Regions from separate parts of the Homo sapiens genome. Here regions 1, 2 and 3 are each linked to region 4. A link is an interaction called in ENCODE POLR2A ChIA-PET data of the cell type or tissue named here. Cell type or tissue: CD4-positive, alpha-beta T cell. All regions are shown on one strand. Region 1 has its middle 150 kb from the start of LINC02836. Region 2 overlaps ATG5 (autophagy related 5). Region 3 has its middle 76 kb from the start of PRDM1. Region 4 overlaps PRDM1 (PR/SET domain 1).

Evidence for each region. ChIA-PET counts read pairs that join two places held together with the same protein. Peaks named below come from ENCODE experiments on the same cell type or tissue, not always from the same donor. Only the 100,000 strongest peaks of a DNase experiment are listed, where the experiment ranks them.
Region 1: POLR2A ChIA-PET joins it to region 4 with 11 read pairs; 4 of 35 experiments call an interaction of 5 or more read pairs at or near these places.
Region 2: POLR2A ChIA-PET joins it to region 4 with 14 read pairs; 8 of 35 experiments call an interaction of 5 or more read pairs at or near these places.
Region 3: POLR2A ChIA-PET joins it to region 4 with 24 read pairs; 11 of 35 experiments call an interaction of 5 or more read pairs at or near these places.

Annotation. Positions count from the first base shown.
Region 1 is chr6:105,777,364-105,785,363 of GRCh38, reverse strand. No RefSeq gene overlaps it. Among named protein-coding and RNA genes, the nearest start is that of LINC02836, 150 kb to the right of the region's middle. RefSeq lists a silencer at 4,664-4,864. In CD4-positive, alpha-beta T cell, no CTCF peak of the experiment used is centred here; a DNase peak (open chromatin) is centred at 3,183; H3K4me3 peaks cover 717 bases; H3K27ac peaks cover 697 bases.
Region 2 is chr6:106,190,867-106,198,866 of GRCh38, reverse strand. The region is part of intron 7 of ATG5 (autophagy related 5); the gene reads left to right. Among named protein-coding and RNA genes, the nearest start is that of PRDM1, 110 kb to the right of the region's middle. In CD4-positive, alpha-beta T cell, no CTCF peak of the experiment used is centred here; DNase peaks (open chromatin) are centred at 1,196, 3,056 and 3,536; H3K4me3 peaks cover 600 bases; H3K27ac peaks cover 442 bases.
Region 3 is chr6:106,158,804-106,166,803 of GRCh38, reverse strand. No RefSeq gene overlaps it. Among named protein-coding and RNA genes, the nearest start is that of PRDM1, 76 kb to the right of the region's middle. RefSeq lists enhancers at 1-18, 1,842-2,301, 2,312-2,361, 2,382-2,481, 1,906-2,752 and 2 more. In CD4-positive, alpha-beta T cell, no CTCF peak of the experiment used is centred here; DNase peaks (open chromatin) are centred at 2,193, 2,443, 3,193 and 3,613; H3K4me3 peaks cover 1,393 bases; H3K27ac peaks cover 2,168 bases.
Region 4 is chr6:106,093,837-106,101,836 of GRCh38, reverse strand. PRDM1 (PR/SET domain 1) reads right to left here. Exons shown (of 7, transcript NM_001198.4): 3 at 6,103-6,222; 4 at 2,285-2,537. Among named protein-coding and RNA genes, the nearest start is that of PRDM1, 12 kb to the right of the region's middle. RefSeq lists an enhancer at 2,470-3,669. In CD4-positive, alpha-beta T cell, no CTCF peak of the experiment used is centred here; DNase peaks (open chromatin) are centred at 2,986, 3,896 and 7,366; H3K4me3 peaks cover 5,042 bases; H3K27ac peaks cover 2,873 bases.

The DNA.
Region 1 (8,000 bases), 320 kb after region 4:
GGCAGTGTTGTCCACAACAGACCTGGGTTGCAGCCCCAACTTCAGCATTTTATATCTGAGAGAGGACAAATTGCTTAAAACCACTCAGCTTCCTCATCTGCAAAATGCTGATGATAATCACCTCTCGAAGGTTTCTTATGAAGTTTGAGATCACATATACAAAGAACCTATGAAGATTCCTGTCACATAGTGAATATTGAATAAAGGGTAGTTATTAGCATCTTGTTTTGAATGAAATGGTGGCTGTGTGGAGGCTCCTTTTATGTCTGAACATCTCCGTAGGGAAGGAAACAGGAGAGTTGAAGGTAGATCTACCTGGGCCTATGAGGGAGGAGTCTGGGGAGAACATCAAGATAAACTGCTTAGTTATTCCATGTGGATACTGAGGGGCTGGCTGGCTAGATGCAGAATGCAGCCAGCTTGGACTTCATGGGCCACCAGCAGGGACACTGCGTTAGCACACAACCCGCCCATTAACCTCTTGGACAATGGAAAGTAGGGTGTGGGATCAGACCTCCAAAGGCAGGCTGTGAAAAGCCAGCAGTGAAGAAGCAGGTGCGGTGAACATAGTTCCGGCCTACATCCCCATGGGCAGCCTGAGAGCTCACAAGAGCTAGATGCAAAACATCCAATGCAGAGAGAAATGGAGAGGACAATGAAAGGAAGACTACAGGAGGAAGATTTGTAGCCAGGTCGGGGGTGGAACAGAAAAGCAAGCTAGAAATAAGCATCTGGCACAGGGTGAGATCAGCAACTTTTGATCTTTTACCTGTTAAAAGGTGATTTATGGTCTAAGAGAGTGAAGGTTGAAGGCAGAATTCGCCAGAAACACTCCCTGATGACTGTCTCCATGCAGGTCCAGGAGGAAAAAGAGCCCATGGAGGATGAGGGCACTGCCCTTGGGTGAGTGGTGGGCACAGATGCAGTGAGCCCCAGGGCAGCCGATCTGTGTCTGAGTTTACCATCTGCCTCTTACTAGCTGTATGACCCATTCTTAAGTCATTTCCCTGCTCCAGGTTGCAGCCTCCTGGCTACCCAATGAAAGAATGGAGCCAGAATATCATCTCTAAACATTAAAAAAAGACACCCCTTTTGGAGCAATACCAGAATCTCCTGTGCTCTCCCCTCCCCAGTTGGGCACATGGTCCTTTTCAATAACCCCCACCCCTAGCTGGATCATCACCCTGGCCCTTTCCAAAGCTGACGGTTGGTTGTTCCATGAAGTGAGAGGGACATGTATTCCCAGGAGAGCAAAAATAAGAAAGGTGGAAAGAGAAGCAGAGGGGCTCAGTGCAGATTCTGATGTGGGTGCTGCTCTGGAAGAAATGGTCCAATAGCAAAAGCTGAAGGCAGGGTGGGAACAGGCAAGCTCTGGGATCGTCCAGCTCCTGAGCTTGAAGGAGTGTGACTTAGGGAGCCTGGAGCAGGACAGGCCACCCTATGCGGATGGCTGATTTCCCAAAGGAGACTCCCTGGGGACACACCATGTTGCTTTCCAGCTCGGAGGAAATAAGATCTTAGAAGCTGTGCCTCGAGGTTGTTTCCTGACTATCTGAACGGGCAGCCCTGGACAATCTGTGACCAGCCCCTGAGTCCTTAAATTGGTGGTGCTTCTTGCCTCAGCCACTTCCTATTTTAACTTCCTTGAATCTCCCTGCTAATTTCCCTCTTCGTGCTACTATGCATATGCAACTTGATAATTTCTTGTGAAGTAGGTACTAAAATATAAAGAGGCAATGCTGGCTAGTGTTTAAGAAACAAAACCAAAAGCAGATTCTGGAGCCACACTGCCAAATACACACGCTGGAGCCAGATAAGCTTGCTAGCTGTGTGTCTTTTGTAGGTTACTTGACCTCTCTGTGCTTCATTTCCTCATGTGAAGCGTGGTTAATAATCCTCCCAGTCTCACAGGATTGTAAGAAGTAAATGAGTTAATAAGTATGGAGTGCTAGAAGAGTGCTGGTATGAAGCAAGCACTTCGTACTGCATTAGTTCTTATTATTTTCCAATTTGTCACATTTCCCCCAACTGTCCTTTCTCATTATTCTTGAGCGCACACAATAAAGCGACTGTAGAGTCAGCAGTAACAAACCTGAGGTGTTCCCACCTCCTTCTTTCTTCTACTTCTGCCCCAATTTGAAAAGGACTGTTGGTCATTATGTCTTAATCAGTTCTGTAATTTCATCACCTGTTTCTAACTGATTTATTTTTTCAGAAAAAGGAGTGCCAAGGGTACAAAAAAAATTAGTTAGAAACAATGAATAAGACCTACAATTTAGTAGCACAAGAAGGTGATGATAGTCAATAATAATTTAATTGTACGTTTCAAAATAACTAAAAGAGTATAATTGGATTATTTGTAACACAAAGGATAAATGCTTGAGGGGATGGATATCCCATTCTCCATGATTGGATTATTACACATTGCATGCCTGTATCAAAACATCTCATATACCCCATAAATATAGGCATCTACTATGTACCCACAAAAATTAAAAATTAAAATTGAATAAAAAGAAAAAGGAATGCCAGTGAACTGAACTTGGGAGAATACTGGGAATGGGAAGGTCTCTCCTCCTCTCCCAGGTCTGTCTTCCTCTGGCTCTACCTTTTCTCTACTGGAGAGGTTCAGGTTTAAATTTCAAAGCTCGTTTTCAGATTGAGTTTTTGAATTAATCTATCAAAATCTGAGAGAGAAGGAAAGTGGTGAGTTTTTCATCCTTCTAAGCAGATGAAAACATAGCAAAGAAATCACAGCAAAGAAAACCATTTTGCAGAGTTCAATATCTCGATCTATAAGTAGTTGGAAGGTCTCAATGGCTGGCGCTTAAAAGGAGAATGAAATGAACATTTCTGTATTCCTATGGCTTTGTTTCACAAAATGCATCCAGTATTCTGGATTGGAAATGAGGTGGCAAGTAAAGCAGCACGTACTATCTTCTATTGTAATTGAATTTTATACCATATCTGCGGATGAGAAAGTATTGGAAAGGAGGAGATCATCATAAGATTTAAAATTCAAGCTCATGAGCTAAAAATGTTTTCACCCAGGTTTTGATTTGTTTTGTTTTGTTTTAATTTTGTAACATCAAGGGATTTTCTTTTTACCTATCAAATAGCAAATACTTCCTGTCTGGGTCCTTTCAACTTTGCAACTGCACTTAACCTTTTGTAGTCAGACTCAAAAGTCCCTTAACCAAGGGAAAGTCAACCTAACCACACCCCAGAACAGGAAAAATAAAAGACATATTATTGTGTGAGACACTTTCTTTGAGGCAACGTGTCTGTTGCGATCAATTATTTCATTTATTCATCATGAGCTGGAGACAGTCATGGACCTTGTTTACAGGAAGTTCTTTAGAAATGAGCTTTCCTAGCTTAACTGAACTTACAGCAAATCGTGTCACTCAGAACTCCACCTGTATTATTTTCTTTCATTTTTACCTGACCAGGTAAAGGGGGATAGGGTGGGGACCCTCTGAAAACCACATGCTTTTCTCAAGAATTTCTGCCGGTCCAAAAACAGATGGCAGAAATGGCATAAACATGCCTTTGGATTGTAGGCAATGTCTTGTGTCTTCTGCACACTCTGTGGCTACTTCTAGTGTAGTGTTGACCCTGTGTGATCTGTTCACCTGTCAGGCTTCTCACTAGATCTTGAGCCCCTTGAAACCTGGGTCCAGGTCTTATTCACCTTTTATACCCTCGGTGTCTAGCATGTTGTTAGAGCTTACTAAATTATAATAGTATTACTTTTTTATGCCCCATCCCATTCTGCCAGAGAACTTAAGAGATTCATACACATCCTTGTTGAATTAACAAATGTTCTTGAATCACATGTACTTTGATACCGAGAAGGCAAAAATCAGTCTAGGCACACCTTGATGAAACGGCAGAGATGACTCACCTCCCAACTGGGGGCGGGAGTGGGTGGGGAGAGAGCATTTGTGGAGTCATAGGATGATGGAGGCCTCTCCGGCAGGAGGCTTTACCGAGATTCCCTGTTATCCCTGTTTGTGTAATTCCCCCTCTGACTTTACATGAACCCAGACAGTTGTCTGGCATCGTCCGTGTCTGTTACACAACCAAAATGTGTTTTCTTGTAAGCTTTTCATTTCCCTTAGCAAACAGGTTTTGGCTTCCATACCTTAAAAAATAAAAATTAGGAGAAGCCTTATGGAAGAGCTATATGCATATATATAGTAAAAATATCGTTACTAAGGACCGGCATGGGGAGCCCCACCATGAAGATGAGGAAATGGGAGCCCAGAGGTAGTCGTCCTGGCTTAGGTCAGCCAGGGTCCCAGCCCCTGAGAGAGAATTGGATGTACCACGTCTGCTTGATCGGCTTGGCCCACTATACCTCATTGTTCTTTGGAGAACTCTTTCCTATTGAACTGAAGATGTGGGATCCCTAGCCAGAAGGAACAGTTCGCTGTGAATCAATTTATCCCATCACTTCGGCCCACAGGGAGAATGCTGGGTGGGATGCCACAGTTCCATGATGGAGCCTCAGCGTCTTCTGCAACAAAGGATGAATTTCAGAGTGACCACAGGAAAACAATACTGCTTTTGTTGTGGAAAATGTCCTCTAATTTTCCTCCTGGTTGTGGTTGCTGCAAAGGCTGTTTGTTCATGCAAGTGTTTATAGCATGCCTTTGCACTTTGTCAGGGGAAACTGGCCTTCCATCCTGCCATCTTGCAACACGACTTCTGAGTGTATTTCACTGATCCTAATAATAGACACTGTGGCAACCACCTGTACTTAAGGTCATTGTCTCATGGGTTTCACTCTAATGCTCTACTTCCTGGTGTCATAGTCAAGCTCTGAATGGGCACACCCCTTCCCAACTACATGAAAATATGTCATTAAGAAAACAAACAAAACAACTGGCTTCTCCATGAAAACCTCATGACTGACACTCCGTGAAGTATAGTGTTGATAAACCTGTTGTTCGTCCTCCCTAAGCGTGAGCTTGGTAGATGTCCACTACCTTAATCACCAGGCAATCTGAAGGAAAGTATTTTCTGTTATCGTTAAGCTTATTCATGAAACGTGGAGTGCGTTTATGCTTACATCACGCCAACTGGATTCAGTCGCAAGGACTGTAATTCAGACAATCCAGTCCTACAGGTCATCGGGACATATTTCTTTCAGGCACGATACCTATTTACACATTTGATACCTGACTTGTAACACACACTATATTCTTGAATAATAGAAACAAAGATGAGGAAAGCCCCAAGCGATACAGCACCGAGAACACTCTGGGCTTCTTGGGTTTGGTCACTATATTCCTTTCCCTTTTATTAGCTTCACCGTCCAAGTTGCTTAATCTCTTTTGGTTTGGTTGGTTCATCTATAGACTGGGGGTTGATAGTAGCATATTACCTACAGCCCACTTGACTGATGATATTTTATCACTGATGATATTTTAAGACTCCTTAAGGTCTCGTTCTTCCCTGCAGGTTTTTTTTAATTGATTCAAATGAAGGGCCCTTTCACTGCCACTGAGATTAAGTACAGTTGAATATAATCGGCCTCCACCTTTATTACCCCCACCTCCCTGCCAGTCCTGCTCCTGTTCAGGAATAAGTCAGGTGGCATTGGATGGTAATATATCATCAATTAAGCATCATCAGGTGAGCTCTCATGTCAAGATTCTTGGGTTCGAAATTTTATCCAATGATCTAAGTTAGATGGGCATAACCAATTCAGAGTGATCTTATCATGATCCAAATTATTTGTGCAGGTTCTTGGAAGTAGCAAGCATCCCTCTTTGTGCTGGGTTCCAACATATAGGAGCAGAAACCTTCAAACCATATTGTCCTTCCTCCTTATGCCTGCTTAGGGTTAAATAATTGTCTGATTGTAAGTTGTTTTCAGCACAGCTGGGCAAGTGGTTTTAAGAGATTTTAGAGATGAAACTTTGAAAACAATAACAACCAAAAGAAATGACTGTCGGGGATATATTTTATGATCATCTGCAAATAGTTACCACATAGAACGTGTCGTTAATAAACTGAATTACCCAACAGTCTTCCTTGCTGGATGTGCTCTGTTTCCTGCATGTGCGTCTGTTTTTATCACAGCTTGGCATCATTTTTAAAACATCTGGGCCCTGACAAAGGGGATTTGAGTACAAAAGAATTCTACGTAAAGTAAAACAACAACTTTCTCTCCTCTTTAATGTTCCCCTCCCCCATCTTGTTAGCTCCCCAAACTGTGGAAGGAGAGGCTTAAATCCAGACCCCCACATTCTGTGATTCCTACCCTAGAAAGTGCCCCCACCCCCCACACACACCTCTTTGGCTTAGCTGTGTTCTTTCTGTCTACTGAAGTTAGGTTTGGGTCTCACTTCCTTTACCTTTGAGTTTTTCCAAACTTTGATCACAACCCAGTCCACACAAACACACACACATTCACACAGTGTAATGTATTTAACAAATACTTACAGTATGTTCCGGGCACTGTTTTAAGCCCCTTAAAAATATTAACCCACTAAACCCTCATAACCCTACGTGGGAGAACCTATTATCCCCACTTCATAGATGAAGACACTGAGTAGCAAAGGTTTAAGTACATTCCCCAAGGTCAGTGCTAGTAAAAGTAGCATCATTTTGAACCCAGATATGGATTGTACTCTGGTCTGGTCTATTCTAGTCTAGTCTAGTCTAGTCTAGTCTATGACTCTGTTCTATTTTTTTTGAGACGGAGTCTTGCTCTGTCGCCCAGGCTGGAGTGCAGTGGCGTGATCTCGGCTCACTGCAAGCTCCGCCTCCCGGGTTCACGCCATTCTCCTGCCTCAGCCTCCTGAGTAGCTGGGACTACAGGCTCCCGCCACCACGCCCGGCTAAGTTTTTGTATTTTTAGTAGAGACAGGGTCTCACCGTGTGAGCCAGGATGGTCTCGATCTCCTGACCTCGTGATCCGCCTGCCTCGGCCTCCCAAAATGCTGGGATTACAGGCGTGAGCCACCGCACCCGGCCGAGTCTGTTCTATTTCTTTACATAAATGTTGATCTGGGTACACTAAGTTCCTTCAGTGTCATGAAAAACAGAAACGTATCACTTTATCTTTGCCATCATTGCAGTCTGATAGCACAGAATAAGTTGTATCACTAATTTGGCCTTTGTCAATGCTGTGATTATTTATCTTTGTGGATATTTAACACAGTGACTCTGGTAAAGACTGTATGGCTTGAACGTTGGTTAATATATTGGTGTCAATTGTTAAATGACTGTCTTTTGCGGGCTTCAGGGTCAGATCACACCCTTGTGGATGAGGGTAATGGTTATCATGAGTAGTGGGGGAGACCAGACCTTAATATTGGGGCAGAGGATAAAGCCTCGGAGAAAAAGGTCCTTATTTGGGACAGAGCTGTGATTTCTTCCTTTTTTGAGCTGGAGATGTGTTTGATCTGGACTTCACAGCTTAAAGAAGCCAGGGGTGGGTTCTGTGGTGGAAGGAGCTTTCTCTGGCTTACGTGATGGTCATTTGGGAGTGAAACAAGAAATCAGACAGTGAGAGACCAGGGGATGGATCTGGGTTTTGAATCAGCTAAATAGGCCTGGGCCTCCATGCCTGGGAAGTCCTCTCTCTCAAGACCCTAGTAGGGATACATTCTTGCAATAGAGACCCCAGGATATTCTTTAACGTAGTCCTTAATGAGTGTCCTAGGTTGGCACAGGGCTGTGCCCTACCCTGAAGGAAACTATTCTGGCACCTGGGTTCCTTCCTGGAGTTTATTCCATTGCCATGGATCTCAAAACGTGTGGTTCCTCAGAGCCAAAGCTATTTTGTAACAAGACTAAGACATTATTTGCGTTTTTTTCACTTCCTTTGTCCCATGAGTGTAGAGTTTTCTGGAGCCTAAGTTTTAGGTAATATTGCAACAGACTGAATGCATTAAGTGGATTATGAGAATCTTGCTATTTTCTTTTTTTTTTTTTTTTTTTTGAGTCTCACTCTGTCACCCAGGCTGGAGTGCAGTGGCGTG
Region 2 (8,000 bases), 97 kb before region 4:
TCAGATACACAATTTGCAGATATTTTCTCCTAGTCTGTGACTTGCCTTCATTTTCTTTCTCTCTTTCTCACTCTCTCTCTTTTTTTTTTCCCAGACAGGGTCTCGCTCTGTCACCCAGGTTGGAGCGCAGTGGTGCAATCTTGGCTAACTGCAACCTCCACCTCCGGGTTCAAGTGATTCTCGTGACTCAGCCTCCCTAGTAGCTGGGATTACAGGTGCCTGCCACCATGCCTGGCTAATATTTGTGTTTTTAGTAGAGACAGGGTTTCACTGTGTTGGCCAGACTGGTCTCAAACTCCTGACCACAGGGGATTCATCCGCCTCAGCCTCCCAAAGTGCTGGCATTACAAGTGTGAGCTACCATGCCCAGCCTTGTCTTCATTTTCTTTTGAAGGATAAAAGCATTTAATTTTGGTGAATTCCTGTCTATCAAGTTTTTTTTAATGGATTGTGTTCAGTTAAATAACTAAAACTTTTTTTCTTATAGGCAATACATTTACATATTTTAAAAATCAAAGCATATATAAAGGAATTTAGTAAAAAGTCTCTTTCCTAACTACCTGTTCACCAAACTCTAACCTGGTTCCCCTTTCTAGAGACAACCAGTGTTGCCATTTTCCTGTATATCTTTAGAGATAGTTAAGTAAACTTTTTATTTTTGAACTCAGGCTACAGAAATTTTGCCTTAGTAACTCATAACTTCTGAGAAATTCCCAGAAATTCAAGAATAAGCTTACTTTTTTAGTTCATTTTCTCTGTTATAAGGGTGTTTGTTTTTGATCTATTTAATATCTATTTTTGTTTTTGAGGATTTTGGAATATAGATGAGTTATTTTCATTTGAAGTGTAATGAAGAGGTTAATCGTTTTTATTGCTGATAGAGATAAACCCCATAAACCTCTTACCTGTCCGTGGCAGCACTGGCTTTCAGTTACTCATTTCTCTGTATTGTGTTTTTTTCCCTTTTTGAGTACTTTGTAGTAGTACTTTAAAGAACATTAAAAACTAGATGCTGTGTTAGTCTGTTTGTGTTGCTATAAAGAAACACCTGAGGTTGGGTAATTTATAAAGAAAAAAGGTTTATTTAACTCACAGCTCTACTGCCTGGAGATTGGGCATCTCATGAGACCCTCAGGCTGCTTCTGCTCATGGTGGAAGCTGAAGGGAAGTTGGTGTGTGCGGTGGTCACATGGTGAGAGAGGAAGCCAGAGAGAGCAGGGTGGTGCCAGGCTTTTTATAATAACCAGCTCTTGTGGGAACTAAAACAGTGAGAACTCACTCCTCCACACCCAGGGAGGGCATGAATCTATTCATGAGGGATCCACCCCCGCCCCCCCCACCCCAACCCAAATACCTCCCATTAGGCCCCATTTCCAACTTTGGTGATAAAATTTCAACACGAGGTTTGGCGGGGACAAGCAACCACACTATAACAAATGATTTTATCAATTAGGAGTAAATGAAATTTAAGCCAGAGTTTAATATTTGAATAACTACCTTTTTTGAAAACAAAAGGCAGGGTCTCACTGTGTTGCCCAGGCTGGTCTTACATTTCTCACTCAAGTGATACTCCCACTTTAGCTTCACAAAGTACTGAGATTATAGGCATGAGCTACTGCACCCAGCCTCAAATGACTACCTTATTGCACTTTTCCTAGATTTTTTTCGACAATCTACTTTTTAAAATATGTTGTTTTAAACTTCCTTTTTTATAACATCCTTGACTATAGAATGAGAACACTGCAATGAAACCCAAAACTTTGGAAGTAATGTGTTCTGTAATGATCTGTCCCCTAACAGCAGCACAATTGTCACAGACACAAAATGATCCATATTTGCTAGTCCCAAGTTTATATAAGTGGGGGGTCTCCCTTGATACATTTGTGTTTTATCTGTAAAAACTAAAGTTAACAGTTGCTTTTTAATCCAGGAAAGAGGGCTTACTTGAAATTTTATATTGTTTATTTTGTTAATGGATTCATTTGTTCAATTCATTTTTATTTCATGGTTGCCAATTTCTAGTTTGTGGGTGTGGTTAAGGAGTGCCTAGAGTGGGAAGAAATTAGTTGGGTGTTAATACTGTATTTTACTTCTTTAAAGAATTGTATAACTGTAGAACTTTCAATCTACTTTTTTTTTTTTTTGAGACTGATTCTCACTCTGTTGCTCAGGCTGGAGTGCAGTGATGCCATCTCAGCTCACTGCAACCCCTGCCTCCCAGGTTCAAGCAATCTTGTGCTTCGGTCACGCAAGTAGCTGGGATTACAGGCATGTGCCACCATGCCTGGCTAATTTTTGTATATTTGGTAGAGACGGGGTTTCACCATGTTGGCCAGGCTGGTCTTGAACTCCTGGCCTCAAGTGATTCACCCACCTTGGCCTCCCAAAGTTCACTCTCTTAATTTTTGCATGATTGTGCCAAACGTCTCTTAACCACTTAATTGCAGAAATAGGTTTAGAACACAGGTCTCCATCTCCTGGTGGTCTTTTGGTTTTTCCACTTTACTATGCTGCCATTTGTTTTTGTTTTCTTTCTTTTTAACTTTTTGGTTTAGTTTAAAATAACATTCTGAAATACTTGCTTTTTCCTTACTCTTTATTTTACTTTCACAAATCTTAGTCTTCAATTTGTGTTTAGTATCTAATCTGCCTACATGCTCTTCTCTCTTAATAATATTTCTGATATGATCTTAGGAACCTGAGTGTCTACTGTTTTTATTTTGTTTGTTTTGTTATTTTAGTGTTCCTATATATAATCCTGACCACTCTTGTTGAATTTTTTAAATGGTGATTATGAACATCAGACACGTAAATGAAAAGCATTCAAGTGCTTTGAACTGACACTCTCAGAATACACCTTTATTCTGCTCTTATACCCAGGTTACAAGACAAGATTAACGTGACCCTACACAAGAAAGGCACACAAATTTGTGAAGCTGTTCTTTTAAAAGAGATTCTTTGTTCTGTTAAATTTCTAGGCTGCTCTACGTGTACATCCTTTTCTAGGGGATACACAGTGTGACTTCCCTTGTGGTTTTTTTTTTTTTTTTTTTTTTTTAGAGGGGAGCAGTGAGGCAGCGCAGCCACACAACCTAATCCACAAACCTTCCTTTTAGGTGATTTCAGGTGCTGTAGGTGAGTACATCTGTGTGACAGACTTCTCCCCATGCAAACTGTCAAATGCTTCTCTTGACTGCAGAACACACACTTCATTGAAATGACATAGATAATGCCTATTCTTTTCAGGTATTTTTGATGGTATCTTTCATACCAGGAGGAAGCCACATCTCTAACACATCTCAGTATCTTTTCTTTAGAAAAAAACTTTTATCTTTGCTTCTTCTTTTTATTACGTATTAAAAAAAATTGTCATTTAAAAATCTATGTAGAGTATCCAAAACATCGAGTCACTGTTTCAGTAAAAAACTGTTTACTGCCTGGTTCAGTTCACCTGTAGTATTGTCAGATGTGTCAAACATGAAGCATTTTGACACACCTGCATTCAACTTAAGTTGAAAGCGAAAGACTTTAAGATTGGGTGTGTATGGATAAGAACTTGCTGTCATCACATGATGAAAAGAGAAAGTACTTCATAAAAGTTATGTGGCACCATTGTCTTCTACTCCCTACAAGTGATTCAGTGATGAAAGAATTTTGTCTGATTTCATCATATGAAAGTCAAATGTACTAGTATTTATGAATACGTGCTTTAGGTCATTGTTCTTGTGGAGTAACTAATGATGAGCTGCTGCTTGTGGAGTAACTAATGATGAGCTCTTTTGTGTGTTCCTTTCTTTTTTTGTAAATGGCTAAGGGAATTAGTCAAGTTGGAGGTAACAGGAAATGACCAAAGGTGAGCTCAGGTAAATTGTTTTTGTCGTTTCAGCTGTAGTTAAAATGACTCAGAGATCTAAGCTTCTGTGCCAGACCTGAGTGAAATATTTTTTTCTTTGTACATTAAAAATAACACATCAAGAACATTTATTTTTACCTTGGAGAATACAAAACACCTATAAGCTTTACCCAATTATACTTCATTTCCCAGTCTTCTAATGTAATGTATAACAACGTGGTAAGCTAGGCGGGTGGATCACCTGAGGTCAGGAGTTAGAGACCAGCCTGACCAACATGGTGAAACCCCGTCTCTACTAAAAGTACAAAATTAGCTAGGCGTGGTGGTGCATGCCTGTAATCCCAGCTACTTGGGAGGCTGAGGCAGGAGAATTGGTTGAACCCAGGAGCCAGAGGTTGCAGTGACCTGGAATGCGCCATTGCAGTCTAGCCTGGGCACCAAGAGTGAAACTCCATCTCAAAAAAAAAAGAAAAAGAAAAAGAAAAGAAAAAATGGTATATTCACATTTTTTTCTCCTTTGCTGTATATGATTAGATTATGTTAATAAAGTGAATTAGTTGACAAGATAAATTTTTTTCAGACATGAAGCAGTTAGAAAAAGAAACATATAAATCTCATGCTGACCGTATAAAGCAGATACTTTTAAGTATTTGGACAAAATTGAAGCTTGTTAGTATCTCGTGATTTGAGATAATATTTGAGCAATAATCACATTTGTCAGTGTGATGGCACTGCCCCCGGAAGAATAGGCACTCAGTTTGCAAACTCATGCCACAGGAATAAAAAAAACTCCAATTCCCAAACCTCATCAGATTGCGGGTTTTACAATTTCAGTAATTCTTTAGATATTCATTTAGAATTTGAATTAGAAGGAACTAGTATCTCTGTACCTTCACGCTATTTGATTTGGGCAATAATAATGCTGATTATTTTCATTCTCCACTACTGGAAATGATGACATTACTGGACTGACAGAAGATGCTTCTGGTTTCTCCTTCTGAATTATTGTTATCTTAATCTCAAGAAGTTAAATGAATTAACCTGACTGTTCCCAAAATGAGAAACACACACTTGCACAACTATTTCATCTTTAGCACTAGAAAACAAAATTCTCTTACCAAAATAATAGTATATGCAGACAGTTAAAAACAAGTTATCTTTTCATTGAAACAGGTACTATGGGGCTTCATTCTGACCATATGTAAACAGTACAATTATTGTCTATATTTTAAATAAAGCAAGTAAGTTGAGCTATTCTGTAGTTCATACTTGACAAATATTAATGGACCCTATTACACCCAACTAGAATTACTGGGTCATTTTATGAAAGCAGATAAAATAATATTGTTTTCAAAGTTTATTTATGTATTTATTAATGAACAAGGTTTAATTTTTAACTTTTACCACATTTTTATCTTATTGTCAGGAAGCTTTTAATCAGTTTTAAAATGGCCTTACAATCACTTAATTTAATACACTTTGCTTTTTATAATTACAACTGATCATATGGGATTTTTTATATTATTTAAATTTTAGTTTATGTCCTCCTTACTAAGAAATACAGAGATTATAAGCAAAAGTCAATGAAAGAATTAATATGGACATGTTTTTAAATTGTTTAAAATGTTAAGAGTCAAAGCTCTGAAAATATAATAAAGATATAAAATGTATACATGGAAAGAGATATGTGGTATATCTGGTATTTGGTATATACTATGATATTGCATGTTCATTAAGACCTGTACTGCTAAGTGAGTATGCATCCGGAAGAAGTTAATGTAAGTATTTTTAAATGGGTTTGTATTTTTCTGATAAACAGCACTCTCCTTCTGTTTGTGATCATAGGATAAAAGCCCTGTAAGCTTGTATATGTTCATTTTTACTGCTACATCATGTAGTGTGCTCTTAAGATTGAGATCTCATTCCCCAGGAAGCATTTCTGTCCAAGATTAATTGCCCTTTTAAAATCAGCGTTTGATGTATTTCTTTGGCTATATCCTGGCTTGGTTTAACCCTCTTTGACCTGACCTCGCTGACTATTACCTCCGTGGCTGAGACAAAATCCTTCAGCATGATGTATGCACTTCACATTTCAGCCTGTGGTTTTTCATGTCGATGGATTCAATTAGTTGGTGTTTTACTAATGAACATATCAGAGGTTAAAGAATTTGTCAGACAGAACAAAATTGTTCAGGCTAGTGGTAATCAGAAAGCTCGTCGCTCTATTTTTTAAAACTTCTAGGCAGTATTAAGTATTTTTCAGAAATTTTACCTTCAGTATTACACATTCCAAGATAGCAAATCAAGTCATTTTCTGCTGAATTATAAAATATAAATATGAAGCTACAAAGCTGAACACAATGGTTATATCATTTGATCTTAGACTTCTACTCCATATTTAAAGTATGAGCTTTTAAAAAATTAATTAAACTGAAATTTTCTTGTTAAAAACATGTATGAATTTCCCTTAAAGATACATCATCCATTTCTTTAAGCCTCCTTTAAATATTAATAGTAAGAAGGAAACTCAAGCATCTCACTAGAATCTCAAGTCACCTGTTTTTAAAGACATTTATAGATCATATTCCTTGTTGAAATTGGCTTAGTTGAATAAGACCTAAAACCCAGATTGGGATGAGAAAGGTAATTAGTAGCCATTAGTAATAGAAATCTTTAGAACTCAAATTTATCACACAGTGCAAGTTCTCAAATGATATACTTAAAATGTATAACATAAAGATTTTGAAAGGTTTTTTTTTTTTACCTGAATGTTTTCATCTTTTTTAAAAAAAATAACCTTACCTAAAGTCTATTAAATGATATATCTGTAGTACACTAGGGCTCATTTGACTTATAGGTGATGTGCTCCACTTGAATATATGTGTTGAGAGCACTATTAAATAAACGTGAAGGTTTCTAATACTTAAGAATTTTTCTTAATGTCATTTAATTTGCATAATCATCGAGTCTGGGTTTTTGTTGTCTTTTAAAAAATACATTTATTAAAATTATATGCCATACTGCATAAAAATGGAACTGAATAATTCAGGAGGTATTACCATGAGGCCAAATTCTTACAGCCCTTTGTATGCCAATCACATAATTGAATCCATGGTTTTTATATATCTTTTGATATATCTAGTACTAAAAAAATGAACTTATTCTTATAACGTGTGTAGGAAGAGAATTACAATCGCTCTTTACTTTTTGTTACTAAATCATGACCTTTTTAAAATGATCTTCTGTCCTCACATACTTTATCAGTTACATTTTTGACACCATTATTTTTTATTAGAGAGTGAGCAGGAGAGAGGGGTGGAGAAGAGTCACTCGTGTTATTGAGTACCCTGTGTCCAAGTCCTGTGCTAGGGTCGCTGCTGAGTACTTTGCTTGGATATCCCATTTAATCCTTCATGTAACTGGAGATTAGAATTCTTTGTTCACACTGTAAGATGAGGAAACAGAAGTTTGAGTGAATTGCTTGAGAATTCAAAACTAATAAATTATGATGGTTTACACTCTGAAAGAAATATTTTGCTGTTTAGACGTAAAAGACCCAGATACTGGAACTGGGAGACGTGTTAGTGATCCTCTACTCTGGACCAGTTTGCAAACTGACCCACAGAGTTAAATGAGAAGCTATCATGGGTTATAAATCAGCAAGCAGAACTTAGGAGATGGTCTCAATCCCACATTAGCAAAAGCTGCCATATCTTTACCTGTGTTGTATATTGGGTTTCTACATAAAATTTTGTTTGTAGAAAAATTCTACACTGGTATGATCATAAGATTCATTCTAGGGAACATTTTTAAAAAAAGACTTTACCCCAGAAATTGATTCAGAAAGTCTGGAGAGGAGCTCAGCTCATATATATGTATATATTCTTTTAATTTCCCACATGATTCTAATGGTCAGCTAGATTTTCAAACCATACATCTATATAGGCATCTTCATTTTATATATAAAGAAACAGCTTCAAAGTGACGTGAGACCTGCTCAGAGCCCTTTGTTGCCAGAACTGGAATTCAAGTTGCCTAACCCCCAATTTGTCTTTCATTAGTACCTTGCTAACTAGTGGTGCATAATTGGCCCTCTCTCCTTTATGTCTCATTTATATTATTGTATATTGATAACAGTCATTGTATC
Region 3 (8,000 bases), 65 kb before region 4:
CGGCTTACAACTGTAATCCCAGCACTTTGGGAGGCCAAGGCAGGAGGATCGCTTGAGTCCAGGAGTTCAAGACCAGCCTGGATAACATAGTGAGACCACCATCTCTACAAAAAATTAAAAAATCAGCTGGGCATGGTGGCATGCAACTTTATTTGGGAGGCTGAGGTAGGAGGTTTGCTTAAGTCAGGGAGGTTGAGGTTGCAATGAGCTATGCTTGCTCCACTATACTCCAGTCTGGGCAGCAGAGTGAGACTGTGTCTCGAAATAATAATAATAATACTTCAGGGAGTGGTAGTGAAGATTATATAAACTAATATATGTAAAGTGCTTAGAACATCACCTGGCACACAGTTTGCACTCAAATGTTAGTTGTTGTAATCATCATCTTCACTATCAATTTTTCCTCTTTATTTTCTTTTTAGAGATAGTGGATAGTGGGAATAGGTGGGAACGAGCAATCCTCCCACCTCAGCCTCCAGAATAGCTAGGACTACAGGCACATGCCGCCATGCCTGGCTGATTTTTTACTTTTATTTTTAGAGATGGAGTCTCACCATGTTAACCAGGCTAGTCTTGAACTTCTGACCTCAAGAGATTGTCCCACCTCAGCCTCCCAAAGTGCTGGGGTTACAGGCGTGAGCCACAATGCCCAGCCCCCCTATTCATTTTTCTCAATTGAAAGTTGAATGCCCTTGCCTCTTTGACACACACATATACAACCACTCTCCTCTTGCATCTGGCCTCCTGCCAATCTAGGTTACTCACCTGATCTTTGCTCTTCAGTGGTCTTCCAACATCTGTCTCTGTCCAAACCAGCAGCCTCAGGAAAGCCTTGCTTCCATGCTAGCAAACTGGCCTCCTCTAGGGCCATCTAACCAGTCTTTCCTTGTTGCCTTTTATATACTAAATATGATTCCTAGGGGGTAAATTTTTTTTAAGGTGTTAAATACCATGTCTAGGCAGATTCAGCTCACCCAGAAGACTAGAATTGGCAGCTATGCCTCCTGCTCTCTGCTTTGATTCAGAACCTGTGCTATGCTATTGTCAAGCCTGGGTATTGTACCTTCTTGGTCCATTTTTGAATTTTTCATCCATTTTGACCAACACTGTTTAATTCCTGCTTTTTTTTTTTTTTTTTTTTTTGAGACGGAGTTTCATGCTTGTGGCCCAAGGTGGAGTGCAATGGTACGATCTCAACTCACTGCAACCTCCACCTCCCAGGTTCAAGCGATTCTCCCGCTTCAGCCTCCCAAGTAGCTGGGATTACAGATGGCCACCACCATGCCTGGCTAATTTTTGTATTTTTTTGTAGGGACTGGGTTTCACCATGTTGGCCAGGCTGGTCTGGAACTCCTGACCTCAGGTGATACACCTGCCTTGGCCTCCCAAAGTGCTGGGATTATAGGTGTCAGCCACCGCGTCTGACCAATTCCTGCATTTTTTAAAATGACAAATGACATGGTCAAGAAAGCCTTTCTGCATTTCCTTTCTTTGGTCTTCATTTATTCATTCAACCAGTATTCTGTTACTGTGTCCTCTGAACAGTCTCAATAAAATTGTTGCTGCTTGGTGCTTTGTGTATGTGCACCTGTTCCCTCTCCTAGGTTATGAGAACAAAAGCCAAAGATCCTATTTTAAAATTTTTATTTATTTTCTTAATTTTTTGCATCACCCACAAGACCACAGGCAAAGCCTGCTTGGGAATGAACTCGTGAAGAGCTGTGAAGCACAGATGGGTCTCTCTGGTCTTTTCCCTCTACTTCCATCCCCCTTTCTATTCTTCTAAGAGTCTCACAGACCCTTTCCATCTGAATTTAGTTAGGCCTCCAGCAAGCAGAGACACAGATTTCACAGTCAGGTGCTGCTCCATGCTGTACTGGGGTGATGCCCCAAAGGTGTTCTTGGCCCCGGCCTTCAACACCCTGTGTTGATGTACTTGGTGGCAGATTCCCTGCCATCTCCCCAAATGATCGTGTCTTCTCTTCACATCTCATTATGTTTTCCTTGGCCTGATTCCTTTCCTCCTACCCAGTCTGATTCGTCTGCCTTTTCCTGACTCCCTTCCAGGCCACCCCTTCCCCTGGCCTCTCTTCGTACCTTGGCCGTTAGTCTTGCTTGATGCCTCTGTATGCCTCACTTTGGTTTCTGTTCCCCCTTATTCTTTTTCTTTCACTTTCCCCCACCCACCCGTCGTTTTTAACAGTGTCATCATGACTTACAGTGTGGGAACATGATGCTTGCTGTCTCCCACATTACATAGCCGCCCCTGGATTTCATGTGACCAACATTCCTTCCCCTAACCCCTTGGGCAGGATAGAAACTCCCCCACTGCCAGAAGCCGGGGCCTAGCCCTCATCGCGAGTCCCGCTTCCTGCCCACCTCAGGAAGCAAGGGCAGGGCAGAAGATGGAGGCCAGGGCCACAGAGTTCACCCCAGACCTCGTGTCAGATTCTGTGGGGCAGTGTGAGCTGGGTGTGACTCAAGGCACCACTCACAGCAGCTTTACTCTGTGAAAGCACGAAACAGGGAGGGTCCTCATAAAGGAATGGCAGGGGCTGTGGGGAAGAGGTGGGGTAGCACATATGACTGAGGCCAGGGAGGTTTCTAGTGCTGACATGACTTGGCCTCCTCATCCACAAAACTCACTTGAAACACCAGAGCTTGATGAATAACAGCGTCCCAGTCATAAGCAGAAAGAGCTCTTCCCTTTTTCTTCCGTCAGCCCTCACACATACCGCTTGTGCAATCTGTTCTTATGTGAAGGTTTGCAAAATCGTCCAAGTGGAGGATGGGTCTGGGATTTCTTGGACACATATCCATCCTGGAGGGCCAGACATCAGCCAGGGCAGCTGGAACAACCTGGACTGTCACAGTAGGAGGGGACGGGGGGTGTCAAGGCTGCTGGGAATGGGGCCTTCTAGCACTCGGTTTCAGAGAGCAATAAATGGAGTTCTTATTTCAAACGTGCAAACCGGATTTGGTCAAATACTCTCCCTGTGAGGCAGCTGCCCTTTGAGGCTGTGGACCAGAGTGGAAATAAAGCTCCTGTCTGACAAAGGATAGGTTTCCTTGACCCTTTCTGCTGACTATTCCACTTCCTGCTGGTTTGCTGCGTTGATCCTTGGGCAGCAGCCCCAGGGGTGCTTGCTGCAGCAGAGTGAAAGTGATTGCCAGCCTGAGCTCTACAGGCTGACTTTGGGCTCTGCAGGCACGTTCTTCCCCTTGCTTATTTTCCACTGCTGTTTGTGAGTCAAGCTCAAGGGCCACGCTGAACAGGCTGCTGGAGGAAAGGAGTGAGCCAGGTCTCTTGATATCTTCTAAAGTCTCAGAAAGGAAGTACAGACCTAATTCAGTGCCCTCTCCTTTTCTCTTCAAGTGCAGGTGGTTAAAGTCCCCCTGATATGGTTTGACTATGTCCCCTAAAAAGCATGTATTGGAAAATTAATCCCCATTGTAACAGAGTTCGGGGGTGGGGCCTGATGAGAGATGATCAGGCCATGAGGGCAGAGTGAATGAATTAATGCCGTTACTGCAGGAGTAGGTTGGTTATAAAAAGGGAGTTTGGCCCTCTTTTACACACACGCACTCTCTCTCTCTCCCTCTCTCGCTGTCTCGCTCTCTCACTCTCTTGCTCTCTCACTCTCTTGCTCTCTTGCCATGGGATGATGTAGCCACCAGGTGCCAGCTCCTCAGTCTTGGGCTTCCCAGCCTCCAGAACTGTGAGCCAAGACATTTCTATTAATTGTAAATCACTCAGTCTGTGGTATTCTGTTATTACAGCACAAAATGGACTAAGACATCACCCCTGGGTGCATCCCACTCATGACACAGGCAGGAAAGCAAAGATAGCTAAACTCAGGATAGGCATTTGTATTCAGAGGGTTTTTTTGTTTTTTTGGGTTTTTTTTGCATTTTTCCACATTGCCTAGTATATAGCACTGAGAATGCGTTTTAAGATTTATGGACAGTTTTGACATTTAAATAAGGTATGACCAAGGTAAAGGGAGAAAATTGTGGGAATTTTGTCAAATAGGACCAAGGAATGCAATTTTTTTTCAAACACTATTTTTAAAGGACTCTTTTTGTAGAACCTTAGCTTTATTTGGTATCAGCCAAGTGTACCAATCTCCTGTTTCTGATTTGAGAACAAAATGTGTACTGTTACCCGTACCAAGTATCTCAGATACCTTTTCCAACCAATTTTGAAAGTTCACAGAACTGGTCTTCCTGAGTCCTTTGGCCTTAGATGTGTAGATACACAGATGATCCATTGGTGTGCAAGAAGAAAATATCTTAACTTCTATTTCTATCTGTGTTTCAATCTAAACAACAAATAAATTAAGCTTTACTGTTACTAATAAATATGATTAATGCTACATGTATTCACAAGTGTACACATATAAAATTTATAGATAAATATAAATATGATGGGGATGCAGGCCCAATTTTAAAAATTAGATTGTATGATCAAAAATTGGTGGAGGCCAGACATGGTGGCTCATGCCTGTAATCCCAGCACTTTCAGAGGCTGAGGCAGGAGGATCACTTGAGCCCAGGAGTTTGAGACCAGGCTGAGCAACAGAGCAAGACCCCATCTCTACAAAATAAAAAATTAACTGAGCATGGTGGCACATGCCTGTAGTCCCAGCTATATAGGAGGCTGAGGTGGGAGGATCTCTTGAGCCCAGGAAATTGAGGCTGCAGTGAGCCGGGCTCGTGCCATTGTGCTCCAGCCTGGGCAATGGAGCAAGACCCTGTCTCAAAAAAAAAAAAAAGTTTGCTAGGACTTCTGCTGCTGGCCAATATGGAGTCATGGAGACCAAATTTACCTTCCTGCCTGAAACAACCCCTACACACACACACACACACACACACACAAAACAGACAAAATATATGAAACAACAGTTTCCAAGACACTGGACATCAGGCAATGAAGAGAAGTGATCCCTAGAATCAGGAAACAATGAGGTGGCCCTTCAACTGTCACAGCTTACTCCACTGAGTTCACACTGTTTAGTAAAGTTATATATGTCTTTTTTTCTTAATTTGAATTTTTACTTTCCTCCTCCTTGAGGACAGTAGCCACATCTCGTTCACGGTGTATCCTCAGGACTTAGCACAGGAGTTGCTGAATAAGCATTTGTTGAATGAATAACTGAAGCTCTACAGGGAAGCCTCAGAATGGTAGGATCATAGATGAACGGATGTTGGAGCCCAAAAGCACCTTAGAGATCATCTAGCCCAGTTTCCTCATTATACTGATGAGGAAATTGAGGTCCCAAGCAGTGCTATGACTGCCCCAAAGTCTCATGGCCCCTTAGTGGTGGAGTTTGTGGGAGTATTCCTCCCTAAAAAGCAACCCTGGAATTAAGCAAGTTGGTAAATTGCTGCAGCTCACAAAGCAGGGGCATCATAGAATTCTAGAGGCTAAGATGGTGTGTTTAGGGACAAAAATATAGGAACCAAGAATTACTGTGGGCAAAGCCATCCAGGGTTGAAGATACAGCCAGACTCTGCTCAATTCTAGAAAGATGCTGAAAGAGCCTTCCAGGTTGAGCAGAGAGACCACAGGAAGAGCATTTTGAACGTGTGCCCTGGTGGACCCAGAGACTTCTGCAGAATGCAGGAGTCCTGGGGCTCTGGATGAAGACAAGCCTGTCCACCTGGAAACCCAGAAGACTCTCAGCCTGTTCCAGGCCACCCTGAGAGTGATCACAGGGCTCCAAGGCCCATCCTCAGCCCATCACCATGCCCCAGAATAGCTCCGCAGGCCCTATCTCTGTCCTGGCAGTGGGGGCAAGGTGGACCCACTAAGAGCAGCCCCGCATTGCACTTTACCCTGCTGCCCAACTGCGTGGCCTGACTGTGTTCCAGGACCCCACATGGAGAAGATCCAGTCCCTAGACGATGCTTGTCCATTAGTGGAGCACCTTCAGGCCACAAGACATGTCCTGGCACAGAAGGACCTTCCTGCTCAGGATGCAAGGAGCTCCTGATACTGTGTCCTCATGAGGTTGGAACAAAAGCCTAAGGGTTGGTTTTGACTCCTCTCTGAGGTTTGGTACATCGTAAGGCAGCCCCAGCTACATCAATTCTCTGCCAGGGTTTGTCCTGGCTTCTGCTGGGACCTAGAAGCTGGCATCAAACCCCTTTCCTTTGAGCTTCTTCTCAGTTCAAATCACTGCTCACTTCTTAAAGTCCTTGATAAAGCAGCCCACCTCTTTCTAAGCACCTTGTTGGGATCTGGAAAGTTCTAGGATATGTCAACAACGGCCCAATATTGTCTTGAGAGTTTTTAGACTTGATCTAGGCCCAGAGAGGAAATGGACTTACACCTGCCTACAGATTCCTACAACCATCACCCAAAGTACATCTGTGGGATCTACGGAATGTGAGCGAATGCTTGGCTCTTGTTTCAAAGCTTTATAGTAGGCTCACCATTTGGTAAGTTTTCAACAGTGACACCTGGGCTTTGCCTAACAAAATGAATGATGGAGTGAAAGTGAAGGGTGAGTTACATGTGACTTGGGGAAACTTCTTCACTTGGAATCCCCAAGAAAATTCCTTCAAGGAAGGAATCTAGCAGGAGGTTATGTATCACAAAGTGGTCTCCTAAACAAGAATTGCTGTTTGACTTACACACAGTTTGGATGTGACTCTCCTGAGGCCCAGGGTCCAGCTAGGGAAGGGGTCTCCGAACCAGCCTGACCCAGGGCTGGGCCGCAACAGGCTACACTGCACCTGTGTTGTGTTCTTCCCCAGCAGCGAATGGTTAGTTCAGGTTACAGGTGGAGCCACAGTGCAGAGCCCACGAAAAGGCAGAGGCATATTCCTGGCAGCTAGTGACTGCAAAGTGTTCTCTATGTGCTATTTAGACTGAGCAGTGGCAGAATTATTGTTAGTCTCCATTTTATAGATGAGGAAACAAAGGCAGTGAGAGGCCAAGTAAGGTGCCTGTAGTCACAGGGTGAGTCAGCAGCTAACTTTGTGGCCCATGGGCCAGCACTTGGCACTGCCTTGGGCTCTGTGGTCTCTTGGAAAATGTTTCCTCCTTTATTCATAGCCAAGAGTTCTTTGCTAGACATTCTTCTGGGAAATCTCACCCTCATGGTAGCCCAGCAGCCAAAGCCCCTGCCTTCCTTAGTCTCCCTCCACGACAGCTGGCAGACTTCCTGCAGGCCACGCAGCTCTCCTCGGCCTCCCATAGACTTGTCTCAGCAGGACCCTCCACTCGCTCCAGCACATCCACTGAGGTGATCCCCTCTGCCGTGGGCCTCGGCCATACCAGCACCTTCCCCACACTGCAGATCAGAATCACAGCCCTGACTCGGGGCTCCCAGATGAGTTTCCTTCCCTGCTGCTTTGCTACCCATGCCAGTCTCTGGTTCCTTCAGCGTCAGCACTCCCACCCACTCCCTGCACATCTCATCCACTCCCTGAGCCCCCTTCCTCATCTCCATTTTTTAACCGGGAAAACCCACCCCTCCACACCATCAAGTTACTTTCAGAAATTCCAGGACCCTCCCAACTTTCCAAGAACTCCTAAGCTTTCCCTTCTCTTGGACATCTTTCTAGACTCATTAAAGAAACACAGTGGCCTCCCCAGCTACCATTGTCCAAAAGTGGATTTGTCCTCAGCTCACCAGTGCCTCACATTTATATTTAAGGTGATGTGGTGGGCAGGATTCTAAGATGCACCCAGGATTTCCTGCATCCTCCTTTGTGTATACACCCTGAGAATACCATGGATTTTATTCCCATGATTAGCTGCTATTTTATGACATAGGTGACCTTAAGAAAGAAAAAATGATCCCAGTGGGCCTGATTCCATGATACGGAGGACTTCAGTCTTATGACCACAGAGAGCAGAATTCTATCAACAGGAAAAAGCTACAAGTGGATTATTTCCTCATCACCTCCAGAGAAAAACTCAGGCCAACACCTAGATTTCAACCTTGTGATGCCCTAAGCAGAGGACCCAGCCACACCGTTCCAGACTT
Region 4 (8,000 bases):
CCCTTCTTCTCCAAACTCTACCGCCTGAACCATCACTGCCATTTAAGCCCTCATGGAGATTCTTGCACCACCTCTATTGTGCTTTAAGCATGGAAACCCAACACAGTTCATTTGGAGACACAATCTACCTATTAGGCCTGATGAAATAGTGGAAATTTTCCTGATCACAGTCTCAATCATCAGCTGCCACGCCTAAGACAACCGGTTTCACAACTGGCAGCAGGAATCTTGTTTTAATGTGACTGGTTATTGTTAACTCTCATTCTTTACTATGAATATTGGACAATGAAATGTGCTTGAAAATGTTAAACCACCATTTAGAAAAAATTCTGCCAAAATAAAAGGGGACATACTGCATAAATAAAAAGGGATAAATAAAAGGTGTCATTTCACAGTATATATGACAGTTGCTTCTGAACACAAAGTAGAAGCACTTGAACCTTAAAATACTGTGCAAAACCTTTCTTTGAGGAATAAAAACGCCAGGCCTTTAAACCCTTCCCTTGATTGGCACAGGGTGCGGGAAGCATGCAAAAAAGTTTCTTGGTGGTTGGTGCAAAGTCACTGGGGTAGGTCACCTCAAATGAACTGTTTAAAGAAAAGCAAAAATCAAAAGACTTTCCTCTGAATCCATGAATGATTAAACTCAAGGAATGTAAGGAGACCCTTAAGTGGAAGTGGCTCACTATGTTAAGAAAGCCAGGAGGGAGCTGTGCGCTTCTTCTGAGACGCACAGCTGGAATACGAGTTCCACAAAAATGCCACTGTGCCTGTGCATTTGTCGTTTGTTACTAGGTCCTCAGCACTGGGCATGGCATACACAGATGCCACAACAGCCGAATGGTTCCTGGGAGGCTCAGCCCTAGGGATATGACAGAGTCTCCAGAGTCTCGGGGAGCGCTGAAGAGACATGAGGGAAAAGAACTGCCACCTTTTTGGTCAGGACCTAATTAGACCCATTAAGCTGGAACTGGGGAACTGAGAGCCAGTTCTTTTCCTGAAGCTCAAGGGTAACCTGTTGTGTAAGGACCCCAAACACACGACCTCCCCTACGGGGGAGGTCCTGATGCTTTTATAGCCCCAGATTTTCAGAAAAACTGCAAACACAATCTTGCAATCTTAAGGGAGATCAAGTAAAATGAAGTGTGGAATGAATACCAAATAACCATACAGTTGGATTATATATGACTAGGGTAAGTACTTGGCTTGTTCATTGGTCCTAAAATCAAAGTCAAAATTCCAATTTATGTTAACATTGATATTTATTCCAAATGTCTCAAAGGTGAAAATGAGAACTAAAACAAGTTAGCCTTCTGGTAAAGCAAATGGATATACTTATCAATAACTGGTAAACCTGGGTAAAGGGTAAGTGGAAATTCTTTGTCCTTTTCTTCAAATGTTTTCTTAAGTTTGAAATGATATCAAAACCAAAAGTTACAAAAACTTCAGCATTTAGTCTTAACTTCTAAACCAAAAGGAATAATTTTTAAAACTGCTAATAAGATTTAGTGGTCTAACCAAGAACACACAACCATAGTTACAGCAGAGGTTAGAATCTTATGGCAATTCTTAAATTGCTCAAAGAGATCACTTGAGAATGACCAAAATGATGCAGCCCTCTGCAGAGAGAGGTCATGACAGCAATTTTAATCAAATAAAAGAAGTAAAAGCACATAAACCTAAGGAATTGAGAATTTGTTAAGATAAAGTGATAGGTGGCTACTATAATACTGATCAAGAGATCAGATAGTTTTTTTACTGTAAGGAAGGAAGCTAAGATGTAAAATCTTTACGGTTATTCACTTAGAATAATATTGAAAAATTATGACAAAGTTTTTCTAGCAATGATCTTACAATGTTCCACATCAGATCCTAACTGTACACTCAAATGTACATCTATAAATATTTTGATGCAGTCTAAGCCCTGCCAAAGTACCACAGATGAGGGCTATACCTTGCATACGCAGCATGTCTGGACCAATCCCTGTAATTCTCCCAACTGCTTTTGGATAAATTAGAATTGGACATATATTTCTTCCTGTAACATCCTGAATTCAAAACTCAAGGTAGCTCCTCATATATATATATACTTTTAAATGATCAAGTTTCCTAATAGTTAATAGGGACTCAAAAAATGTTTTTCCTCTTCCTAGTCCCTAGCTTAAGCCACCTACTTCATCCAACACATGACAAAGCCGTATAATTAAACAACATGTTATTAGTTCAAAGGGGCAGAACCGACATTACTGGCATTTTTTATTTTTTTGTTCTGTAATCCACTTACTGAGATTCATCATTGTCAGCTCTCCGGGATAAGGGTAGTGAAGCCTTTCTGCAAAGTCCCGACAATACCACACAAGAAGTTCCTGGTTGGCAGGGATGGGCTTAATGGTGTAGAAGTAGATGTTCATCCCGTTCTGACACGCAGCCAGGTTTTGCTCCCGGGGAGAGTGTGCTGGATTCACATAGCGCATCCAGTTGCTTTTCTCTTCATTAAAGCCGTCAATGAAGTGGTGAAGCTCCCCTCTGGAATAGATCTGTCCAAAAGAGAAGACAGGCATGTAAAAGGAAGTCAGACCCAAAGCTCCCCAGCACCTCTCAGAATAAACACAGCCGGTACCGTGTGTGATTTCTGATCCCCTACTGCCTAGTTAGAAAAAGAATCCAATCAGTTTAGCCAGAATAGTCTTGAATCAGCAGAAATCAGGGCGGAAACAGGTAAGGCACACTTTTGTCAGTTACCTTTTCCATTTCAGTTTTATCGTCTTTTCATGTTCGGGAAAATAACAGAAAAATGAAACACAAATGTTCATTTAAGGAGCTGCCTCAAACCGATTAACCCACCACAGAGTACTACTTTTGCTACTGCAGTGAATGGCAAATGGGCGATGCTACTGACTTCAGTTCCGATTATGCTGACTTTTAGTGCTTTGAGTCACTGGGTAGAAGACCAAGCCGGCTGACGACGTCAAACTGAGTCTTAGCTTTTTCTATGGCCTCTGTACTCGCCGTTTCCTACACCCCCGCCCAAGGCTTCAACTATGCAAACATCCTCCACCCCCAACCCTCCAAGTCCTAAAGTAACACTTGTTCATATGAATACTTGGAACCTTGCCTTTTTGTGGAAACACTGGGTGGGGCAAAGGTGAACTTCACCTGCCATAACAAAGCGAACACTCGGGCAGCAGCCCGAATTTGACAGTCTATTACTGAGAAGTCACTTTTCCTCTTGATAAACATGTCCAGACTTGCACTTTCCTTTCAATGCAAAGGAGGGAAGGGAACCCCTTATCTGGGAGGAGGCTGGCTAAAACACCACACACAGAGCCATAGGCGTGTGTTTTTGGAAAAAGAACAGGAAGAAAGTATGTTGTTCCTTAAAGGCAACGCAGAATGAAGAATTTGAAGTTTGTCCTAGAGTAATACTACTTCTGGATAACAGATGCACTCAGGCTACTTGGCAAAGAGGCAGAGGAAGAAGAAAAATTAAAACGTACACTCTTACTGAAACTATAAACACACTCCTTATCCTTCCACACAAAGTTTTCTCTCTTCCCCTCTTTTTAGGAGGTACCACCTTTACTTTAGACTTTAAGAAATTTCCTTATACAATCAGTCAATACCTAGTGTGATCTGCGACTTGCAGTCTCCAAGCAGCAGTAAGGCACTGTTCGTAGCAGGAATTTTGTGCTCACCGGACAGCAGGTTATTGCTTTTCCTTACTCACGTACCGACTATGCTAGTCTACAGATAGTTTCTGTATTTCGCTCAAACGTTATCAGAAATAAAAAGGAACTCTGTCCCTTTAACACAGGCGGTAAACACCAGAATCACTTTCTTTTAAGAGTAACTTCCTGTAAATTGTGAAGGGGGAAATACATGTGGCTTCATCAAAGCAGCTTGTGAGAGCTTTTGCGGTGTGTTTTGTTAAGAGAAAATGGAACAAGGCTGGGTGAATTCTGCTATCAAGAGGGGTTTTCAAGTTTGTTTACTCTGATGTGCAAACTTCCAGGAACATGGGGTTCCATCGCTCTTGTACTCTTCGCTGGTGCGGAAACTGCTTTCTAAAGCTACGGGTATGTTGATTCCAGTTAGCCTTCCTCGGACTGCAATTTACTGTATCCTCATTTAAAAACAGCAATGTCGGTGCCATGAAGTCACTCACACAGAATAAAATAACGCATATGTAAAATGAACACCGTTTCCTACCACCTTCCTGCACTTCCATATATTATCTAGAAGATTAAAATGCGCTGATTCATAGTACAGTTACAAGAAATGTCACTGGTTTCTCAACTTGAACATCCCTTCTTTGGCAGTGTAATTTGCATGAAACTTTTTCTTTCCTCACAACAGATGTTCATATTCCTGCCAGCAAAAACGAGATGTTCTACAATATCCTTTGCATGTGAAAGACTGATTCAAATAAATCCTCCCAAGGAAAGCCTTTCAGTTACTTACAGTGAATCTTTAAATGAAACAGGGAACTGGACAGTGAGGGGGAGATTCTTAGGTACTTCTTGCCTTTTCTCAAAATAATCACACATTAATGAGACTTATGCTGGATTGTCTTAATTCAGACCTTTAACTCCAAGAACTATGCACCTTTGTGGCTCACTTCTGAGAAGACGTTATTGACAATAAAGGCAAAAATGCACTCATGGTTCCACCATTGTAAGTCAGGTGATTAATATATTTTAAGGAGGAATAATTATTAAATAAAAATTGTGAGCACATGATTCTTAGTGAATCTGTAACTACCCTCTTTTGCTTGGGAAATAGTAAGATAAATTTCTAAAAATGAAAAACTTCCTGGATTAAAAATATTGTTTCTTAGGAATAGCTTCTTGTCCGAACGATATAATCGTTCTAGGCAAAAATACCAGCTAAAGCAAGCATAACACAATTTTTGTTATCATGCAGCTGTTTCTTTTTAAAGAATTCAAATAATGTACATTTCATGTAAGTATGCACAAAAAAACGCTTACTAAATTCTTTATCTTCTGAGGAAACTAAATATCCCTGAGACATCTATGGGAAGAAGGAAAGCAATCTGACTTTTTTCTGTTCACTGCTAATCCAGTGTTTTATTCAAGGATTCCATCTAATTGGTTCACCTCTGGGGGCCTTTCTAACCCTAATATAGCAAAGGAAATTGTACTGGCTAGATCTTTTGGTTGGATGCTATAGGAAAGCTTATCATCTTGCATATGACTGTTAAGCATTTTCCTTATGCTATGAGATAATTAACCTATTGTCAAATGGAATCATTTTACCATGCACATGTATTTAAATAGGACTAGTTCTGTGGTCCTCCATTCCCCTCAACCCATCTTCCAGCTATCCTTCCTTAATGGCATTTACTTATAAGGTAATTCATTTGTCATTCCTGGCTGGGCGCGGTGGCTCTTGCCTGTAATTCCAGCACTTTGGGAGGCCAAGGTGGGCGGATCACGAGGTCCAGAGATCGAGACCATCATGGCCAACATAGTGGAACCCCGTCTCTACTAAAAATACAAAAATTAACTGGGCATGGTGGCGCGCACCTTAGTCCCAGCTACTCGGGAGGCTGAGGCAGGACAATTGCTTGAACCTGGGAGGCGGAGGTTGCAGTGAGCCGAGATCATGCCATTGCACTCCAGCCTGGTGACAGAGTGAGACTCCATCTCAAAAAAAAAAAAACCAAAAAGATAATTCATTTGTGATAACTCTTCCATTCAATTAAAGTTAAGTCAGCAAGAAATCAAAAAGGGGTGAAATCTAAGGCTTGGTAACTCATTACTACTTCCTTGCGGAGAAATGCAAATGAACCTATCCTTAAAGCAAGCAACAAACTGTTTCCTTTCATTACAAAGCTCTAATGAATTGCAAAAATCAAGATTCACATATAGCCCGTATCTCCATCACTAACCACCTACAGGCCAGACATTTCATCGGTTTCATCACATTTGTTCAGAATTCCCTGTGTCCATGGGGATGCTGGATACTTATGGGTGAGCCCCAGCATTTCTCAGCACAGGATGAGAAAGGTGAGCCACCCAGCTCTTTTAGCTCCATTTTTTCCTAACATTTAATGGGTCTGAAGAAATTTCCCTTACTTACCCTCCAAAAATATTTCCTGTTGGCGTTCTTAGGAACTGTGTCATTGGTGTAGATTTCACCTATTAGGGGTCCAAAACGTGTGCCCTTTGGTATGTATTCTTTACTCATCACTCCAATAACCTAAACAGGAAAAAACACAGGAAACAATTACTTTGACTATAAAATGTTAACCAATCTTTTCAATTAAATAAATTGGACTGTCAAGTAGTAATACAACTAACAATGATAAAATTTTGATAAGTAAACAGACATTAATGATGCCTACATAATTAACAAGCTTCACCATAGGGGGAGACCATCTTTTAAAGTCTGAGATCATAAGCAAATACTCAACCAAGCATTAAAACAGTCTAGGGGATTATTGTCTGGTAATACGGGATCTTTTATTTTTATCATTACTTTTTATGCTAGAACAGCGAATATAACCATTCTCTTTTAGAATGAGAATAAGACACTGCAGAATTAGATGGTCAAGATTAGACCATTTCAGCCTGTTCCTAGTTTCCTATTTCTCATTCTCCCTCAAACCATAAGCATAGTGTGCTTGAGGGGAATAAAATAGTTCTGACCTCAGAAACCAAAATAATGTTCTTTGGTTGTTCCATAACAGCCTAAGGAACCAGAAACCAAATGCATTATGTTTTTTTCATTCCAGATGAGGTTTGTGTGTGTGTGTGTGTTTTTTTTTTTTCATAGCTTGTACATTCTCTTTAATAAGAGATCTTTCAAGTAACTTTGTTCTTCTCTGGCCTTCTACTTTGTTCTTCTCGAGTCTTCTACTCAAGAGTGGTCAAAGGCCCTCGTGTGTGTGTGTGTGTGTGTGTGTGTTTTAAAGACAAGGTCTCCCACTATCACTCAGGCTGGAATGCAGTGGCTTGATCTTAGCTCATTGCAGCCTTGACCTCCTGGGATCAAGAGATCCTCCCACCTCAGCCTCCTGAGTAGCTGGGACTACAGGCATGCACCATCACGCCCAGCTAATTTTTGTTGTTATTGTTGAGAAGGGGTCTCACCATGTTGCCCAGCCTTGTCTCAAACTCCTGGACTCAAGCGATCCTCCCACCTCGGCCTCCCAAAGTGCTGAGATTACAGGCTGAGCCACCATGCCTGGCCAAAAGCCCTCCTTTGAAATTAAGTTTATACGGAGGAAAGCTGTAGGTTCTAAGATCTGAGGAAATGACCTCAGACTGGATGCATCACACATTTTAACTTTGTGGGGCCTTGCTAAAGAAACATGTTAACTATACCAGTTCCTCCTTAATAATAAATTTCTCTTTGAAGGGGTAAAAAAATCACCAACCGTGAATCAGGAAGCAATTCGTCACTATTCAATAGAACTCCTCTGTGAGTAGTCCTTTACAACAGTTTGCAGTTACAGTTTTGTTTTGGTTTTTATTCTCTCACTTTCCTAGTTTTATTTTCTTCTCATTCAAGATAGCCTACCTATCACTTTACTGAATTCTTTACTAAAATGGACCAAGGAGGAGGGAGTGGTAATAGATGATAATGTTTATTTTCCAGTTTTTATATTCCCAGTAGCTCCTGTACATTCATGTACCTGAAATGGTAGACTCAAATATGTGAATCGATCCATGCACAGATTGTTCACAGTGGAATCTACAATTTTGGTTACAATATACACCAGTTCCTCATTAAGTCTCATCAATAATTTAAACCTCTATTTAAATAGATATGGCACACCTACATGCCTGTGACAGACTAGCTTTTCTCATTTAAGTGTCTTATCAGCCAATGATTTTTTTTTCTAAAACAATTTAGTATTCAATATACAAATCAATGAAGCATACTCAGACTGGAAAGAGAAAAAAAGAAAATTTTCCTACACCTAACATAAGTTGAAACAAGAGTGTTATTTTTGGTCCTTTAAGAATTTCTGT